Linked DNA regions of Homo sapiens: region 2 is linked to region 1. The links are chromatin loops, found by intact Hi-C in ENCODE. Cell type or tissue: breast epithelium. All regions are shown on one strand.

The links. A loop is a pair of places that touch in the nucleus more often than their neighbours do. Peaks named below come from ENCODE experiments on the same cell type or tissue, not always from the same donor. Only the 100,000 strongest peaks of a DNase experiment are listed, where the experiment ranks them.
Region 2: it touches region 1 in a loop (6-fold over the local background); 3 of 110 quality-filtered maps call a loop at or near these places.

Annotation. Positions count from the first base shown.
Region 1 is chr6:105,725,728-105,728,227 of GRCh38, forward strand. No RefSeq gene overlaps it. Among named protein-coding and RNA genes, the nearest start is that of LINC02836, 95 kb to the left of the region's middle. In breast epithelium, no CTCF peak of the experiment used is centred here; a DNase peak (open chromatin) is centred at 1,434.
Region 2 is chr6:105,463,500-105,465,999 of GRCh38, forward strand. All of the region lies in intron 1 of LOC105377921 (a long non-coding RNA gene), which reads left to right. Among named protein-coding and RNA genes, the nearest start is that of PREP, 62 kb to the left of the region's middle. In breast epithelium, no CTCF peak of the experiment used is centred here; no DNase peak of the experiment used is centred here.

The DNA of each region.
Region 1 (2,500 bases):
TGAGGTGTTATATGTATAATTCAGTGTAGTATTCTAACAAGTAGTTAAGTCTACGGTATATTTTTGTACTCTCAGTGAGAAAGAGGTCTCCTCTGTTAAAATAAATTTAGAGAATGTGGCCTCACACATATACATCATGGAATACTATGCAGCCATAAAAAAGGATGAGTTCACGTCCTTTGCAGGGACATGGGTGAAGCTGGAAACCATCATTCTCAGCAAACTAACACAGGAACAGAAAACCAAACACCACATGTTCTCACTCATAGTTGGGAATTGAACAATGAGAACACTTGGACACAGGGAAGGGAACATCACACACCTGGGCCTGTCAGGGGGTGGGGAGCTAGGGGAGGGATAGCATTAGGAGAAATACCTAATGTAGATGAGCGGTTGATGGGTGCAGCATACCACCATAGCACGTGTATACCATGTAACTAACCTGCACATTCCACACAAGAATCCCAGAACTTAAAGTATTTAAAAAAAAAAAAAAAAACTCTCAGCAAACTGAAAAAAAAAAAAGAAACTTTCTTCACCTGATAAATGAAAACTTACAAAAAACTTTTACTCAATGTGATATTTAACAATTAAAAACTAAATGTCTTTCCCCTAGAATCAGAGGTTCTGGAAAATGTACTGGGCATTCGAGCTAAGCAGTAAAGCAAAACAAAGAAATTAAAGCTGTCCTAATTGTAAAAAAAAAAGAGAGAGAGTGTGTGAGAGAGAGAGAGAAAAAAAATGTGGCCTTAAATAGCTTTCTTCATATCAGGATTTCTTAGAACCCTCAATATGCAATACTCATTTTTAATCTCTAGGAAAGGAAATATACATAAGTTATTTCTCACTCTTTTTTAACCAGGAAATCATTATGCCATGCTGCATGAATTATAAGACTCTATCTTTTAAAAAAAATGCACATGCCCTTTCTAATTTTTGTCTAACATTTTCTAGTCCATTCCTCTTGAATGTTTAAACAATTCAATGTTATATTTAAAGACATGGGCTTCACAGTCAAATCCAGGATCCAAATTTCTGCTACTTCATTTCCTAGCCATGTAATCTAGACCCAGTATAACTGTTTCTTCACTTGTAAAGTGAAGGTAATAACCTAGTGTAAAGGGATATGGTAAGAATGAAACGAGTTCATAAACATTAAGCATTTGGTGCAGTGCCTGGCACATCATGAGCTCTGAATAATTGTTAATTATCACTCACTTTGGTGTGCTTATGTTTGAAAGAAGGCTGCAGTTCAAAGTAGACACAAAGAGAAATTGAACTGATTAGCACTGCTCAGAATAGGCAATGACTCTTCCCTGGAACACGTGGATACCTGTCTGCTAACCCCTTCCCACTTGTGGCATGCTCTGAGTATGCCTGGGCAGGAGACCCAGAACATTCACAGCTACCTCAGGTATGAAGAACAAATGTCATGCCCTGGGGACTACACAGTTACCTTCTGGACAGGATGTGACCTCTGTGCTGTCTGGGATAATATGATATTACTGGATAGGGTGTACTTTCTAGCTAACTGGAAAGAGTTCAGAGGAGGGAATCCAATATAATAAAAGATTTGGAGATGAAACTCTGTGAGAGCAGATGAAAAATCTGGGCATGTTGGGTCTAGAAAACAGACACAGCAGCCACATAGGTGCACCACACCATGGGGAAGAAAGATGCATTATTCTCAGGTATACATGAGGTTACCACAGATGACATGGGCTTTAGATATGCACAGAAATGCTTTGGAGAAAATGGATACACTTCATGATGAAATGTTAGGCAATATAGGAGATGCCTAGGATGACTACTGTATTACTTTCAAGAGGAATGTTTAGGACCAGAATAACCGATCGAATGGGTTTCTTGGAGTAAATCAAAGATAAAGAAATCAACCACGTGGGCATGAGAAGGTTGACCAGATGTAGTAGGTAGGTTCCTTTAGTTGTAAACAAAACCTACTCTGCTCAGCTTTTTGCAGAAGAAGATGTTAGATGCAGAAGAAGAACAGGAGGTGGTCAAATGATCAAGTTTAAAGGAAGACAGCAATTGAGGCAGCTCTAAAGGTCCAGGTGGCAGGAATCGATGGACAATCTCTTCAGAGTATCAATTCATTCAAGATTCCAAGTCCGCAAAGAGAGACTGGTTGGCAGCTCTAGCCATATGTTCACCCCTTGCTGAGAGGAGGATTCAGAACTTTGGAAATTACATTGAGGGAGAGGTGAGAAAATCATCATGTTATTTAAAGAAAAAAAAGGAAAAATGGACACTAGGTAGAAAAACAAAGTCCATTACACCCAGTGAATTATTATTAAAAGTACTAGCTATTACTTATTGAGTACTTGATGTAAAATATGAGAATAATAAAGCTCAGTGGGTTTTAAGCAACTTGTCTAAGGTCATAAAGCTAATAATTGGTGGAGAAGGGATTCAGAGCTAGGGCTTTCTTAATCCAAAGCCCAGTTCCTTAATTAATATACCATACTGCTTTCTGTTTATT
Region 2 (2,500 bases), 260 kb before region 1:
ATTGGTAGCTCTAGAATTTGTATTTTTATTAAGGCTACATCCATTCAATTAAGAAATATATTCTGAGTCTGGGCGTGGTGATTCACGCCTCTAATCCCAGCACTTTGGGGGGCCAGGGCCGGTGGATCACCTGAGGTCAGGAGTTTGAGATCAGCCTGGCCAAAATAGTGAAACCCCACTTCTACTAAAAATACAAAAAATTAGCTGGGTGTGGTGGTGCATGCTTGTAGCCTAGCTACTTTGGAGGCTGAGGCAGGAGAATCATTTGAACCCATGAGGTGGAGATTGCAGCGAGCCAAGATTGCACCACTGCACTCCAGCCTGGGTGACGGAGTGAGACTCTGTCCCTCTCCCCCCCATCCCCCCACCAAAAAAATATATATATATTCTGAGTACCTATTATGTGCTAGGCACTGTTCTTGATGATGGAACAACTGTGAATAAAAAGAGACAAATCCCTACTTTCATGGAGCTTGCATATTAGTGGAGACAGGAAGTAAGAGCTTCCTATATGTACACACAAATGGTATAATTGCTATAGCAATGGGCATTAGAGACTTCTTGGGAAACTTTAGAAAAAGTTATCTGGGAAAATTTTACTGGAAGTTCATTTTTGAGTATTGAAAGAGTTGAAGGAGAAGACATAAAGATATTTAGAAAAAGAGCATTCTAGGTGGAAGCAGGTACAAAAGCCCTAGTTCCTGCCAGGAGAGGCCAAGAAACCCAGAGTGGCTGGAGTGGAATGAGAGTGAGGTCAGAGAGGAAGGGTGGTGGTGAGGGGGTACAGACTTTCTAGTCCCTGTAAGCAGTGTAAGGGTTCTAACTTGAGTAAGTTGGGAGCCATTGGAGATTTTGAGCAGTGGAGTGACATGCCTGACTCACATTTTCAAATGGTCACTTTGATTGCTGTATTGAAAACAACTGTAGGGAAGTAGGAAGACCAGTGAGGAAGCTGTGGCAACAATCTATGCAAAGATGATGATGGCTTGGACAAAGGTAGCCATGGTGGAGGAGTGGCAAGTGGCCACCTTCTGAACACATTTAATACAGAGTGTCAACAGTAATTGCTGATTGACTAGATGTGTAGTATGAGGGAAAGAAAAGAGTCTAAGATGACTCCAAGGTTTGTGGCCTGAGCAACAGTACAGAACAGAGTTGAGCCCGGAAAAAAATGAGAGAAATAGGTTGTGGTGGAAGAGGGAAAACATTCACTTTAGACATGTTAAATTTGATATACCTATGATTGAGTAAGCAGTTATGAGTTTGTCCTTTAGAGATTAGAACTAGAAATATACCTTTGAAGTCAACAGCAGCATATAGATGATTTTTAAAGTTATGAGACTGGATAATATCTACAAGTATGTAGTAATGGATGAAAGAGGAGAGGTCCAAGGACCCAGGTCATGGGATGACCTTCTGATGTTGTGAAAATGAGGATGAACCAGTAAAGGGGACTACAAGCAGGGGCTGGTATAATGGAAATCATCCAAAAGGGCATGTGTCCTGGATACCAAATAAAGGAAGTGATTTAAATAAAAGGACGTGCGCAACTATGTCGAATGTTGCTGAAAGTTCAAATAAAATAGGGACTGAGAATTGGCTTTTGGGTTTATCAACAGGGAAGTCATTGGTGATTGTATGAAGAGCATTGGTGAAATGGTTAGGAGTAAAATACTTATCAGAGTGAATTTAGAGAAGAATAGGAGAAAAGAAATTGGAGACACTCTGGATAACCTTTTTGAGAGATTTTGCTATAAAGGAGAGTACTGACATGTGATTGATAGTGATTAGATGGGAAAGTGGGATGAAGAGAAGGATAGTTTTAAGATGGGAGATTTTTTTCCCCCTTATGGAATGACCCAGGAGAGAGAGAAAAAATGCTGAAGCAGAGATGAGAGAGGCTGAAGTGATAGAGAAGGAAATCTCATGCAAAAGTGGAGGGGTTGGCACAAAATAAGAACATGGAAAGTTTGCCTGTGGTAGTGGAAAGAAAAGCAGAGTTGATGGCCTCCAGTACAGGTAGATGAATAGATATGAAGGGAGCTTGTGAAAACCATCTTTTAATTGCTTCTATTTTAACAGTGAAAGAAGGAGCAAAAGTCGTAGGCTAACAGTGACGATGGAGAATAGGATATTGGCAGTTTGGAAGAGGTAAGGTAAAAAAACTGAGAAAAAGATGGCATAGGTAAATAACTGTATGAACTCAGGACATGTGGTATTATTATTCTATAGTACTAAGATTTTACTTGAAGTTTTGGTCATGATTTAAAGACCTGTCAACATGTGGTTTTCTCCAGCCTCATTCAGCTTTGGGAATGCACCTATGCCACATTTGCACACTTGCACAGAAGAGTTGTACTCAGTTAGAATTGAGGTGTTTCAGTTATCTATTGCTACATAACAAATCTCCAAATGCAGTCATTTAAAAACGACTACAGTTTATTGTTTCTTCCGAGTCTATGGTTTGACCTGTTGATCTTCTGCTTCACAAGGCGTGAGG